2 separate regions of the Homo sapiens genome follow, and region 2 is linked to region 1. The links are chromatin loops, found by intact Hi-C in ENCODE. Cell type or tissue: dorsolateral prefrontal cortex. All regions are shown on one strand. Links, peaks and the distances in the headings refer to the core of each region. The heading gives the core; the rest is flanking DNA. Region 1 has its middle 8.3 kb from the start of SKP1. Region 2 holds the start of CDKL3 (cyclin dependent kinase like 3).

What was found. Peaks named below come from ENCODE experiments on the same cell type or tissue, not always from the same donor. Only the 100,000 strongest peaks of a DNase experiment are listed, where the experiment ranks them.
Region 2: a loop joins it to region 1, with 2.3 times the contacts of the local background. A loop is called at or near these places in 30 of 110 quality-filtered maps.

What each region holds. Positions count from the first base shown.
Region 1 is chr5:134,181,475-134,189,072 of GRCh38, reverse strand. No RefSeq gene overlaps it. Among named protein-coding and RNA genes, the nearest start is that of SKP1, 8.3 kb to the right of the region's middle. In dorsolateral prefrontal cortex, for the core only: CTCF peaks have their summits at 4,512 and 4,715 (motif pointing left); a DNase peak (open chromatin) is centred at 4,712.
Region 2 is chr5:134,363,166-134,370,763 of GRCh38, reverse strand. CDKL3 (cyclin dependent kinase like 3) reads left to right here and starts at 3,593. Exons shown (of 13, transcript NM_001113575.2): 1 at 3,593-3,787; 2 at 4,220-4,405. The coding sequence starts at 4,241. RefSeq lists an enhancer at 1-76. In dorsolateral prefrontal cortex, for the core only: CTCF peaks have their summits at 3,397 and 3,606; a DNase peak (open chromatin) is centred at 3,573; H3K4me3 peaks cover 2,306 bases; H3K27ac peaks cover 1,100 bases.

The sequences.
Region 1 (7,598 bases), core at 3,362-5,861:
CACTGCAACCTCTACCTCCTAGGTTCAAGTGATTCTCCTGCCTCAGCCTCCCAAGTAGCTGGGATTACAAGTGTACGCCACCACACCTGGCTAATTTTTTGTATTTTTAGAAGAAATGGGGTTTCACCATATTAGCCAGGCTGGTCTCAAACTCCTGACCTCAGGTGATCCACCCGCCTATGCCTCCCAAAGTGCTGGGATTACAGGCGTGAGCCACTGCCCCAGCCAGTAGAGCTTTGAAACCAGAACAGTTGGTCACCCCCAATGTGGGTTCTGTGCCTTTCCCACCCTTATCAACCAGACAAAATCCAGGCTCTGCTTTGGCTCTCAGCTGGGATCTTGGGGGTGGGGAAGTGGTAACTGGGCGAATTTACTCAGACCTGAGCTCTAAGACTACCTGCTGCCTGGCTTGCAGTCATGCATCCACAGGAACCAGTCTTTGCATTAAGTCTATAACTGAGACCCCCAGCTCCCAAGGTTCCAAGGTTTGTGCTACATGCTCTCGTTTGTGAGGACTCCAAGGCTTCTTAAGTCTCAAGGCAAAGGACAGGAAGGCAAAGATCTAAGAAGGAGAACAGAGGGTTAAATTTATTAGAATAGGAAGAAAGGGGTGAAGCAAGGTGGGTGTGTGTTGAGGGGTGAGAGGTTCTAGCAAGAGGGCTTAGGTCTTAGCCAGGGTGTATGTAGTAAGGGGCTGCTGCCATCTGGGAGAGCACAGCAAGTGAAGTGGGCAAGAAGAGATGTTGCCATGGTATTTGAGTAACTTCCACTGGGTAAGTAAGCCACCACCAGGCACCAGCTGAGCTGAGTGGTATTCAGCAGCTACTTACTGTGCACCTGTTATGTGCCAGGCATTAGGCACAAGCGGTGTACAAGACAAAGTGCCCTTGTGCAGTGAACACCCAAGAGAGACAAATATAAAACTCCAATAGGAATAATGTACTATGAAGAAAAAGCAAGACAGGAGGCCAGAGGGTAAAAGGAGGTACCCTTCTAGCCAAAACTTCCACATACTGTTGTGCACATTGCTTACTGCCCAACTCAAGTTTGTGAATTTTGACAATTTTTTTGGCTGATGGCAATCGTATGTCTTGATGTGATGGCTGTTAAATTTTTAAAATAAGTTTTAATGTAAATTTAACGTACTATTTAGGCTGGTGGTCTCTGAGGAGGTGACACTGAGCTGAGACCTAAAGGATGAGAAGGAGCTATTCCTTCTCACCAATCTGCATTAGATGCTGTTTATCACAAGGTGAAAAATCACTTGTTTTGAAAGAGAATGCGGAAGTGTAGTTTGTAGAAAAGCACTGACCATGACCTGATAACATTCCTAGAAATTTCCGCCATCTGGGGCAGCGGTGGGGAAGCTGCTGTTTGAGAGACTGCTGTAGTCCAGGCTGTGCTGTTCTGACCAGAGCCTGCTGCCTACAGCTGAGTGGCAGGATGTGGCTAGAGGAATGGACACAGCTGTACTGGTGGGACTCACACAAATGTCAGATGGACCAGTTACTGCTGGATAGTCCTCTACACTTCCTTAGATTCTTGGGCTTCAAAAGGACTGATTAACACGGTCTCTTCTCAAATTGCCACCTCCTCTCTGTACTCTATAACACTTATAACCTCGCCAATATTAATACTTCAGGGCACAGTCGATAGTGTCTCTCTTCTTCCTGCCATCACATTCAGCAATCTTTTTTTTTTTTTGAGACGGAGTTTCACACTTGTTGCCATGCTCGAGTGTAGTGGCATGATCTTGGCTCACTGCAACCTCCGCCTCCTGGGTTTGAGTGATTCTCCTGCCTCAGCCTCCTGAATAGCTGGGACTACAGGCGTGCGCCACCACGCCCGGCTAATTTTTTGTATTTTTAGTAGAGACGTGTTTTCACCATATTGGCCAGGCTGGTCTCAAACTCCTGACCTCAGGTGATCTGCCCGCCTCAATCTCCCAAAGTGCTGGGATTACAGGTGTGAGCCACCCCTCCCAGCCAACATCCAGCAATCTTTCTGCAGCTGTACCTCTATCCTTGGCCTCCTCAATTGGATTATTCCTATCAGCATACAACATGGCTCTGTATCTTCAATCCTAAAAACAGACTCCTTTGACTTCACAGTCCCTTTAAGTGCCTGCCCTTTTTCTATACTGCTCTTAGCAAAGCTCTTTGAAAGAACTGTGTCCTCTGTCCACCTTCTCATATCACACTTTTCTCAACACACCACCCCACTGAAATTACAGCTTTATCAAGGTGATTTTCCCATTGCCAAGTATAGTAGATGTTTTTTCTGACTTTAATTTTGTTTTTAGCATTTGAAATGATTGACCAAAACAATTTCCCAGATATAGTTTCTTTCCTTGTCTACCATTACACTACATTTGCTTGTTTTCCTCCTACTTTTTTTTTTTTTTTTTTTTTTGAGAAGGATTCTTCCAGGCTGGAGTGTAGAGGCATGATTTTATCTCACTGCAACCTCAACCTCCCAGACTCGGGCGATCTTCCCACTTCAGCCTCCAGAGTAGCTGGGACTATAGGCGTGTGTGACCATGCCCAGCTAATTTTTAAATTTTTTATAGAGACTGGATCTCACAATGTTGCCCAGGCTGGTCGTGAACTCTAGAGCTCAAGCGATCCTCCTGCCTCGGCCTCCCAAAGTAGGCATGAGCCACGGCGCCTAGCCCCTCCTGCCTTTTTGACTGCTGCTTTCCAGACTCCTTTGCCAGTTCTTCCCATCCTCTAAATATGGAAATGACCCAAGGCTTAGTACTCACACGACTTTTTCTCTCCTCTTCCAGGTGATCTCATCTAGCCCTGTCTATATGCTGAAGAGTCCCAGTTTGTATCCTTAGCCCAACTTCTCCCCTGCACTCCTGTTAAGTATTCAACTGCCTACTTGACATGACTCAGATGTCTAACGTGCATCTCAAACAATTCCTGATCTCCCAAACACCTTCCACCCCAAATCCTGGTGTTTCCTATCTTAGTACCACCATGAATAGTACCACCATTCATGCAGTTATCCTTGACACCTGTTTCTCTCATCCTCCACATGTGGTTCATTAGCTACACCTCCAAATACATCTTTCTCTTTTATCTCTAATAACCCTGTCCTGGTCCAAGCCTTCTGAAAGGTCTTGCGGCTTCTCTTCTTCCACCCACTACAATCCACTCACACAATCACAAGAGCGCTCTTTCTATACTGTAAAGCGGATCCTGCCACATGCTGCTTACCTTCCATCACCTGAGGCTACTTAATGAAAATGGGATGAAGTGGCCAGCGGCTGTAATCACGCCTGTAATCCTAGCACTTTGGGAGGCTGAGGTGGGTGGATCACTTGAGGTCAGGAGTTCGAGACCAGCCTGGCCAACATGGTGAAACCCCGTCTCTACTAAAAATACAAAAATTAGCCGGGCATGGTGGTGGGCGCCTGTAATCCCAGCTACTCAGGAGGCTGAGGCAGAAGAATCGCTTGAACCCCGGAGCCAGAGGTTGCAGTGAGCCGAGACACCACTGCACTCCAGCCTGGGCAAGAGAATGAGACTCCATCTTAAAAAAAAAAAAAAAAAAGAAAAGAAAATGGGATGAAATTCCACTTTCTTCACAGAGCTTTTCATGATTTGGTCCTTACCTGCTCTTCTGCCCTCATCTGTTTTCACTCTCCCCCCATTCATTAATCTCTAACCATATTAGCCATACTGTTCCTGGGACATACCAAACTCATTTTTAGAGACACTTTTTCCATCTCTTTCTGTGGCTGGGGCCTTCTTATGCAGGTTTCTGCTTAAATGTATTGCCCTCTTCTCCCTTTATAACCCCACTTTGTTTTCTTCTCAGTATTTATCCACCTAACATTCTCTTATTTGTGCTTATCACATTGAACCCACTAGATGGTAAGCTCCCTGAAGGCAAAAATCCTTCTCTTCTTTACCACTGTCTGCAACATGATGGGGAGAGGGTGGTAAACAAATATTCACTGAATGACTGACTGGCATGGTCTATATCAGCAGCTTGCTGGGCCTAGACTCAGAGATTTTCCTGGAGAAATCCCTGCCACTCAGTAGTCCCTTGGCAGACAGGCCTTCCTGACTGCGCAGTTAACAGTCAGGCACTTGGCTTGCAAGACATACCCACGTCATACTTGACTACCTCACTGATGATCCCAGTCTAGCTCCTGGGATGTTCAGCAAGTCGGCCTGCCTGGAGCTCCATGGGTGGCTGACTGGCTGGGCTTTGCAGAGTTTTTAAATTGCAATTTCTCTCTGGTAGTCTTTGCCCCAGTGTGCTGGCTCCAGACGACATATTGGTGCTGGGGTCCTCTGGGCAGAGGGGTAGGGAGACTTAGCCGGTGATGATAGGTGATGCCTGTCATTGTTTTCTCATCTGTGAAGGAGTCCTCGCTGCATTGTACTGCACTGCTCTGCTCCTAACTGAGTCTTTCTGGCCCTGCTACCAGGTCCTGCATTTCACAGGTCTCTGTCAAACTCTACATTTCACAGAGGGACACTGTGACCCAGATGGCTGGGGGCTACTTCCATGGTCACGCTGTGGACATGGGATTAAGTTGCACTGGCATTCAGCCTCTGGTGGCCAGACTGGGTTTCTGGACAGGAGTCTGCGTCCTGGAGGGGAGAGAGGGCAACCTTTGGAGGGGCCAGAGGGCAAGCCTGGAAGAGGGCAGGCTCAGTGAAGATGCACCCTTGGGACAGCCACCTGGCTCTCTGGTGCCATCTGTTGGTCAGAGCCAGTCAGTACTGGTAGTTCTTGGGGGTTGACCTGGACCAGACGGACTCTAGAGCAATCCCGTCCCTGTCACTGCCTTAGCTTGGGCCCAGCATGGCAACTCTGAGCACATGGGGGGCACTGTGCACTCCTATGGTCTTCTCTCCTTGGAGAGAGGTGGGTGTAGCTCATGCTCTTCCGTGAAGTCAGACTCATCTGTGGTGAGTTAGCCAGACCTAGGTTCAAATCCCACCTCCCCATTTTCCTGCTCTATGGCCTGGGGCTGATTACTTAACCCATCTCAGCCTTGGCATCTCTCCTGTAAAATGCAGATTATAATAGTAACCACCTCCTAGGGTTGCTGTGAGATTAAAACATTATAAAGAAAGAGCTTAGCTCGGTAATCTGGCAGGCCCATGCTCCAGGAATGTTAGTGGCTATGCTTATGGGCTTGCTGATTTGGGCAGGATTACTGTTCAGTCCCTCCTTCATGGGTAGGCCCACTTTGGCTTGCCAAGACTCTCCAACCTACCCTAGACCCAAGGCAGTCTGGGGTTCCTGAAATCTGATGGTGCAGGGTACAGATGTGGGTCAAGAAATGTTTTCCTCCACCACTTAGGTGTAGATGTCACTTCTGCCTAGAGATTCCACAGCAGCTTCCCAAGGGCAGGTTCATAGTCCACCAGGGAAGGTATTGCACTGGCTGGCTCAGATAGAGGAAAGGAAGCTGTAACTTTCTGTAGCTTTGTCCAAGGTCTTAGTTGAACTCTTGGCCCATGGGCAGGTAAGTCCTCCCTGTGGCCTTGCAGAAATTCCTCACCTTCCCTCCCAACATCTCCTGTATTCCTCCAGCCTTGGCTCTGAAGGGTTGGGAAGCCATGTGAAGGAAAGGCTCCAGGGGCTCAGACTTCCTTCAGGAATTGACACTGGCATCATGTTAAGAATGTTACATGCATTCACACATTGTCACTCCCTCCTCGCTTTTTTTTTTTGAAACAGAGTCTTGCTCTGTCGCCCAGGCTAGAGTGCAATGGCACAATGTCAGCTCACTGCAACCTCCGCCTCCCAGGTTCAAGCGATTCTCCTGCCTTAGCCTCCCGAGTAGCTGGGATTACAGGCACCTGCCATCATACCTAGCTAATTTTTTTTTGTATTTTTGTAGAGACGGGAGTTTCACCATGTTGGCCAGGTTGGTCTCGAACTCCTGACCTCAGATGATCTGCCCACCTTGGCCTCCCAAGGTGCTGGGATTACAGGCATGAGCCACCATGCCCGAACTTTCTCCCTCTTTTCTGCTGAGTTATGATTTACATGCAGTAAAGTATACAAACATAATTGTAGTTCAGTGAATTTTTGTATGTACATACACTCATGAAACCACCATCTGGACCAAGATACAAAATGTTGGCCGGGCATGGTGGCTCACATCTGTAATCCCAGCGTTGGGAGGCCAAGGTAAGAAGATTGCTTCAGCCCAGAAGTTTGAGACCAACCTGGGCAACATGGCAAGACTCCATCTCTACAAAAAAAAAAATAGGCTGGGTGCAGTGGCTCATGCCTGTAATCCCAACACTTTGGGAGACCAAGGCGGGTGGATCACCTGAGGTCTGGAGTTTGAGACCAGCCTGGCCAATAGGGTGAAACCCTGTCTCTACTAAAAATAACAAAAATTAGCTGGGCATGGTAGCAGGCACCTGTAATCTCAGCTACTCAGGAGGCTGAGGCAGGATAATTACTTGAACCCAGGAGGTGGAGAGGTTGCGGTGAGCTCAGATCATGCCACTGCACTCCAACCTGGGCAACAAGAGTGAAACTCCGTCTCAAAAAAAAAAAAAAAATAGCCCAGATATACTACAGTGGTGTGCACCTGTAGTCCCAGCTACTCAGGAGGCTGAGGTGGGAGGATTGCTTGAGCCCAGGAGGTCAAGTACAGTGATTGCGCCACTGCACTCCAGGCTGGGCAATAGAGCAAAACCCTGTCTCAAAAAAAAAAAAAAAAAGAAAAGAAAAGAAACAGAAAAAGAAAAAAAATATTTAGCATCCCAAAAACTTCCCTCATCAATACTTGTCACCTGCCAAAGGTAACTATTCTTCTCTCACCGCAGATTCGTTATTGCCTGGGGCTTTTTTGGTCTTTATTGAAATGGACTTAAACAATCAATATTCTTGGGTTTAGCTTCTTTTGTTCAACATTGTTCATGAGATCCATCCACATTGTGTATATCAGTAGGTTCTTTTTCATTGCTGTTTAATATTCCATTAAGTGAATATACTACAGTTTTTTTTTCATTTTATAGTTGATAGATTTGTTCTTTCTTGACTCTTATGAATAAAGCTGCTATGAACATTCTTAAACATATTTTTGGTAGACATAAGTTCTTATTTCTGCTGAGTATATATCCAGAATTGGAGTTGCTGGGCCACTGGGTACATGTATGTTTAGTTTTAGTAGATACTGCCAGTTTTCTGAAGTGTGCCAATTTGTACTCCCACCAGAAATGTATGAGAGCTCCGATTGTTCCACATCCTTGCTAATACTTGGTATTGTCATTCTTTTAAGTTTAGCCATTCTGGTGACTAAAATCACTGATTTTCACAAAAATCCTGTGATGTATTGGTATTGTTATAATCCCCACTTTACAGACAAGGGGGCTGGGGCTCAGCAAGGAGAAGCCACTTATCCCAGATCACACAGGATGTTAGCAGCAAGTGGGCAACAGCAGGTCTGTGTGATTCCTCTGCCTCTGTGGCTGCATGAATTTTTTACTTTTTTTTTTTGAGATAGAGTTTCACTCTGGCACCCAGGCTGAGGTGCAGTGGTTCTATCTCGGCTCACTGCAACCTCCACCTCCTGGACTCAGGTGATCTTCCCACCTCAGCCTCCT
Region 2 (7,598 bases), core at 2,655-5,154, 180 kb before region 1:
CTTGAATACTGAGGCCCACACAACAATCTCCTGAAATGGTTCCTTGAAGCTACCAGATAGTCTTTCTGCTTTGCAGTGGGGTTTCTAGTATTGGAAATTCTGGGCAAATATTAAAGGATGGTGTATTATGCAGTTTTTCCTTTCTGGGTCTGCTTTCAATTGAAGATATGTGTCAGAGTCCGGGGACTTGCCTATGGTGGGGGAGTACCATTGTATTTTTAAGGAATGTGGGGGTGCAGTCTTCCAAGCATATCAATGAGTGGTTGGTTGTCAAAGAAACCTACAAATATGATTCATATTCTGGGGGAGAGCTCCGGCAGACATGAGTGAGGGTTATATATCTAGCCTGAGATAACTTCAGGTTTTCTACACTAGCAAGAAAGGTGCAAATGGGCCAGAAGGGCCCCCCACCACCAGGGGGTTCAGAGGTGTTGACCTCCCAAAGACCTTGAATATTTTCTGTGGTCACCGTCCTTCCCTCTATTGCTTCCAATTCCTACCTTCAGGACTTTGTTATACTAAGGACTCTGAGTACTTTTGTATCCATTTGGGGAACTGTTCAGTTCAACAGGTAAAGGGAGGGTGGAATGAGGACCTTAACATTGCCTCAGCCTTGCCCCTGATTCCATGGAAGCAGAGTTAACTTTTCTGACTTTCCTTGTACCTCTTTCTTCAAACCCTGAATTCCCTCTCTGCTTCCAGTGACTGCCTTGGTGATCAGGTTAGCCAGGCCTAACTCTTGATAGGTCCTGTTAGACATTCGCAATGTGTTTTTTAAGTTAAAAGCTGAATATTCTTAATTTTTTTGCCTTTCTGCCATTGCAGTCCTAACCCTTCCAATAGCAAAGGAGGAAGACACACAGGTAGGGTTACATGGAGAAAAATGGTAAAGAGAAACTATATCTTAAAAATATCCCTCATGAGCTGGGGCATTAGCTCATGCCTGTAATCCTAATACTTTGGGAGGCCAGGAGTTGAAGACCAGCCTGGGCAACATAGGAGATCCTGTCTCTACAAAAAGTAAAATTAGCCAGGCATGGTGGCGCACACCAATAGTCCCAGCAACTCAGGAGGCTGAGGCAGAAGAATCGCTTGAGACGAGGAAGTTGAAGCTGCAGTGAGCCATCATCATGCCACTGAGACCCTGCCTCAAAAAAATCCCGCAACAACCAAAAAAACCCTTGTAATTTATCAGTCAAGGCAGTCACTGAAAGCAGAGACAGAATTCAGGGTTTGAAGAAAGGGAGGTACAAGGAAAGTGGGAAAAGTTAACCCTTTCTGGTTCCATGGAACTATGGGCAAGATTAGGGCAATGCTGAGGTCCTCCTCCTACCCCCTCTTTCCCTGTTGAGCTGACGAATGGATACAAAAGTGCTCAGAGTCCTCCTGACCCACCAACGAAGTCCTGAAGATGGGAACTGGAGGCAATAGAGGTAAGGAATTCAGAGACTACAGGGATTTATAATTGTTTTGGAAACAGTTTATTATTTTCCAAAATGATATAACACTTTTAACTGATTCAGTGAATGTGCATCATAAAGTCTTACAGCTGTGTATTAGCAAGAATCACTGGCTGTCCTTGTTAACCAGGCCTGCCATAACCTACTTGTAGAAGGAATAATTTTAAAGCTATTAACTGTATGCTGTTATCAGTTCTGTAGCTCTGGATTATGAGTTCATTGAGGGCAGGGACTCAGTTTGGTTCATCTTTGTCCTGGGCAAATTTTTTTATTTTTTGAGACAGAGTTTTGCTCTGTCACCCAGGTTGGAGTGCAGTGGTGTGAACAGGGCTCACTGCAGCCTTGACCTTCTGGGCTCCAGTAATTCTCCTTCAGACGCCCAAGTAGCTGGGACCACAGGTGTGCACCACCATGCCCGGCTAATTTTTTGTAGAGATGGAGTTTTGCCCTCTTGCCCAGGCTGGTCTGGAACTCCTGGGCTCAAGTGATCTGCCCACCTTGGCCTCCCTGGGATTACAGGTGTGAGCCACTGTGCGCAGCCTCCTTGCAAATATTTAGCCCACAACAAATAATATGCTTACACCAAGTTTGAGCCCACTATAAGATTTACTATGACATTCTTATTTATAGAAGGTATTTTATATTGTGGTTGAATAACTTTCTTTTTTTTTTTTTTTTTTTTTTTGAGATGGAGTCTCGCTCTGCCACCCAGGCTGGAATGTAGTGGTGCGATCTCCGCTCACTGCAAGCTCCGCCTCCCGGATTCACGCCATTCTCCTGCCTCCGCCTCCCGAGTAGCTGGGACTACAGGCGCCCGCCACCACGCCCAGCTAATTTTTTCTATTTTTTAGTAGAAATGGGGTTTCACCGTGTTAGCCAGGATGGTCTCGATCTCCTGACCTCGTGATCCGCCCGCCTGGGCCTCCCAAAGTGCTGGGATTACAGGCGTTAGCCACTGCGCCCGTCTGAATAACCTTCAAAGAAAAGACAATTCTGAATATTTTAGGTGATCAATGAAAACGATGACCACTTCTCCTTTCTCTCAATATAAACCCTAGCAGCATAGAAAAAACTTGAGAAGCTTCAAAAATACTAATTTATTTACGCTATCCCAATTAAATCAGGTGCTCTGGCATTGGGGCAGGGGTGTGGAGGTGGGGGTTGGGATGCTTTCTAAAAGCTCTCCAGGTGTGATTTAAATATGCATGCTGGGTGGGACCCACCAGACTAGATTTATTAAATAATGCCTTTCCTCTTATTTAGCGGAAGCATAGCGAGATTTCGCTTTTTTACATTTAACTCATTTTATAGAAGAAAGCAAAGAAAGCCCTATTCAATAAAGAAAGCACTCCCTAGGCACTTGGTCTAGTGATATGGTGGTTATTCATTAGGGACTGTCATTCCAGTTGAACTCTATGTCTACTTAAGCAGTTAGACACTGGCCTCTTTATTTCCGTGCTCTTGTACATCATTTCGTATATGGTGGAACTCTTCGAATTACTTGCTTTCCTAGAGTTTGACATGTGGTGAGGGAGGTTTTTTTTCTTTAAAAAAGATTACTAGCAGTTGGAAAAAATTAAAAGGCATATGGCAAGTGTTCAAGAAAAGTTTTTGATTTAAGAACCATCTTGACCGGGGGCGGTGGCTTACGCCTGTAATCCCAGCACTTTGGGAGGCCGAGGCAGGCGGATCACCTGATGTTGGGAGTTCGAGACCAGCCTGGCCAACATGGTAGAAACCCCGTCTCTACTAAAAATACAAAATTATCCGGGCGTGGTGGCACACGCCTGTAATCCCAGCTACTCGGGAGGCTGAGGCAGGAAAATCACTTAAACCTGGAAGGAGGAGGTTGCAGTGAGCCAAGATCAGCGACACTGCAGTCCAGCCTGGGCGACAGAGCTAGACTATCTCAAAAAAAAAAAAAAAAAAAAAAAAGATGCAGATCCTTCCTATCCACATTCAAAAGCAACCTTGTGAGGAGGCTCAGCTGCGACAGCAATCTGTACTCCCCTCCCCCATTCCCAAGCACAGCACTCTTCCACCTTGCGCCTACCCAGAGTAGGTTTCCGTTTCTTCCCACTTCCCCTTCCGGGTCGGGACCCTGCCCATGTTCCGGTCTTGCGCACGAGTCTAGAACGCAGCAACTCCGCCGGCGTTTCCATGGTGGCAAGTGGCCGGTTCCTTGCGGGGCTGAGCAACAAAGTAGTATCAGTGTTCGGTGGCTCCACTGGAACTACGCAGAGCCAGACCAGCGGGACCACAGAATGGGCTGAGGCGGCGGCGGCTGTTTGGATAAAGTCAACAGCGGGACGTGGGGCGTGACGCCGGTCCGGCATCCTAAGACGTGTGGTTTGAGTTGCGGGCGAGACCAGGCTTTTTTTAGGACCTTGGGCCTGATAAGTGGGCGACTGCAGTAGTGCGGGAACCTATTATTTGACAGGAACATGACAGGAAGTGTAGGGACCCCATGCTTGATGGATGGTGACTTATAGTGTGGTAGTCTCAGTGTTGATGGGCATGACCGAGACAGCAGGAGTACCCCTAAGTTCTGGTGAGAGGTGGAGCCTCAGAAGGACACCTTACTCAAGCTGTCTTTAGTTCCCAAAGACAAAAAGGCTCAGTGGAAAAGATTCCTTTTTTTTTTTTAATGTCTCTATATTTGAGACTGTGGGTTTATTGTGGATATGCATTATCTAGTTTTAATAAATAAAAGTATAAACGTTTAACATTTTCCATTTTCTTTCTTTATTTCTATAAAGTAGTAAAAGCCCAGCTTGAAAATGGAGATGTATGAAACCCTTGGAAAAGTGGGAGAGGGAAGTTACGGAACAGTCATGAAATGTAAACATAAGAATACTGGGCAGATAGTGGCCATTAAGATATTTTATGAGAGACCAGAACAATCTGTCAACAAAATTGCGATGAGAGAAATAAAGTTTCTAAAGGTTTGCTTCTTTTGCCTTAATCATCTAAGTCAAAAGAAAAAATTGTTATGGAATAAAAAATTGCATAAAATATTTTAGTTCACACGTACTGATTCATATTATGGAGAAACAAGTGTAATACTCTATCTTATCTACATTTTGTAATTTTATAGTGATACAAGATATATGTGTTTTGGGGTATGTAACAAAAGCTACACCAATATTGTTTAATAATTATTCAGAAATATTCAAGTATAATACTTAATAAAAATTTCTGCTATGTGCAAGGCATGGTGCTAGGTACTGAGACTATAAGGAGGTAAAAGATAGTTCCTGCCCTTAAAGACTTCTATAATTTAATCAGAAAGGAGAGTATATGAAAATCATACTGAATAAAAAGTGGCTCATAATAAATGCCAAGGAATCAACACAAAGTCCTTTCCCTGGTAGGGAAAGTTTTTTTGAGGAAATGGGACATGAATTTGGCTTTGAAGGATGTGGAGGGTTTAGATAAGAGGGAGAAACTGTTGTGTTCTAGGTTAGAGGAACAACATAAACTCAAAAGAGACTAAAGAAGGACAAAGGATAAAGGGCAAAGTGGAAAGGACAAAGAGCAAAGACATGTGCCTGTAGAGTTTTCTGAGCAGAATTGGAAAGAGGTATATTAGAACAGTAAATTGGAGGTAGATTTTAAAGTCTTTTAGGCTAAGGAGTCAAAACTTGATTTTGTAAGAGGTGGAAAGTCGTGAAGGTTTTGAATTCAGTGTAAAGAAATGTAAATTTTAATCTACCACTATTGTGCAGAATAGATTGGAGGACTAAGAGTAAAAATAGGTCTGTTAGGAGTTCAATTAAGGAATTTTGGAAAATGTCTGAGGACCCTTGCTAAAATGCAGCAATGTGAATGAAAAGTAAAGTTAGAACATGCTGTATTGTAAAAAACAAAAAAAAAAGACATGAGGCCGGGTGCGGTGGCTCACGCTTGTAATCCCAGCACTTTGAGAGGCCGAGGCGGGTGGATCACCTGAGGTCAGGGGTTCAAGACCGTCCTGGACAACATAGTGAAACCCCGTCTCTACTAAAAATTAAACAAAAAAAATTAAGGCCGGGTGCGGTGGCTCACGCTCCCAGCGCTTTGGGAGGCTGAGGCGGGTGGATCACGAGGTCAGGAGATCGAGACCATCCTGGCTAACGCGGTGAAACCCCGTCTTTACTAAAAAATACAAAAAATTAGCCGGGCGAGGTGGCGGGTGCTTGTGGTCCCAGCTACTGCGGAGGCTGAGGCAGGAGAATGGCGTGAACCCGGGAGGCGGAGCTTGCAGTGAGCCAAGACAGCGCCACTGCACTCCAGCCTGGGCGACAGAGCAAGACTCTGTCTCAAAAGAAAAGGAAAAAAAAAAAAAAAATTAGCCAGGCATAGTGTCGCGCCCCTGTAATCCCAGCTACTTAGGAGGCTGAGGCACGACAATCGCTCAAACCCAGAAGGTGGAGGTTGCAGTGAGCCGAGATCACGCCACTGCACTCTAGCCTGGGCGTCAGAGTGAGACTCCATCTCAAAAGAAAAAAAAAAAGGGCGCTGTGGCTCACGCCTGTAATCTCAGAACTTTGGGAGGCTGAGGCAGGCAGATCACCTGAGGTCAGGAGTTCGAGACCAGCCTGGCCAATGTAGTGAAACCCCCATCTCTACTAAAAATACAAAAATTAGCCGGGGATGGTAGTGCATGCCTGTAATCCCAGCTATTCGGGAGGCTGAGGCAGAAGAATTGCTTGAACCCAAGAGGAGGAGGTTGCAGTGAGCCGAGATCACACTATTGCAGTCCAGCCTGGGCAACAGAGCAACACCTTGTCTAAAAAAAAAAAGACATGAAAGAGTGTAGAAGACTATAGAAAGACTATAGAAGGAGTCAAAGGTCTCTGAGGTTCAGTGATTGATACAATTGATAGAAATACGAAAGACTCAAAAGAGACATGGTTTGGGAAGTACTTCAATTTTGGAAATGTTGAATTTGAGGTGACAGGAGTACATTTAAGTAAAGATTACCAGTAGGCTTTTAGAAATGAGGAACAATATCAGGAGAGATCAGGGAAGAAGACAGAATCCTATGTAGGTGTGACAGTTCAGCCCAGGAGAAACAACTGAGGAGTGTGGAGAAAGGAGCATTAACATTCCTTAGGGTTGGGGTAGAAAATTAATGATTTTAAAAATATTTAAATAAGTATGTATTCTATTTATTGGAATCTATTTACATCCTTTAAGGTTTATGATCTTGACGATATAGTATAGCTGTTTCATATGCAGCAGATGTTCTTGTTTGCTTTATCTGATACAAAAATAATATTTTCTTCTTTCTTTGTAAGTCTATATGAGATATGATGGATCAATTTGCCTTCTTTCTCTCTCTTTTTTTTTTTTTTTTTTTTTAAGAAATGGAGTCTCCCTGTTGCCCAGGCTGCAGCGCAGTGGCATGATCATAGCTCACTGCAGCCTCCATCACCTGGGCTTAAGCGATCTTCCTGTCTTGGACCTGTGAAAGAGCTAGGATTACAGGCATGAGCCACTGTGCCTGGCCTAATTTGAGGAAATATATTAGGCATCTGTGGATTATTAGAATGGCTCTACGCTGGGCGCGGTGGTTCACGCCAGTAATCCTAGCACTTTGGGAGGCCGAGGCGGGCGGATTGCCTGAGCTCAGGAGTTCGAGACCAGCCTGGGCAACATGGTGAAACCCTGTCTCTACTAAAACACAAAAAATTAGCCAGGCATGGCAGTGTGTGCCTGTAGTCCCAGCTACTCGGGAGGCTGAGGTAGGAGAATTGCTTGAACCCAGGAGGAGGAGGTTGCAGTGAGCTGAGATTGCGCCACTGCACTCCAGTCTGGGCGACAGAGTGAGACTCTGTCTCAAAAAAAAAAAAAAAAAAAAAGCCGGCCATGGTGGCAGGGGCCTGTAATCCCAGCTACACAAGAGGCTGAGGCAGGAGAATCACTTGAACCCGGGAGGCGGAGGTTTCAGTGAGCCGAGACCACGCCACTGCACTCCAGCCTGGGCAGCAGAGCGAGACTCCATCTCAAATAAATAAATAAATAGAACAGCTCTATTTCTAGACAATGAAAAGTGAGTCAGTAAAGATGTTATGATTTTGTGAAAGATATCAGTTCATGTCCTGATGACCTAAAACATAATACTATAGATAAGGCAATTGTGTACTGTGAATG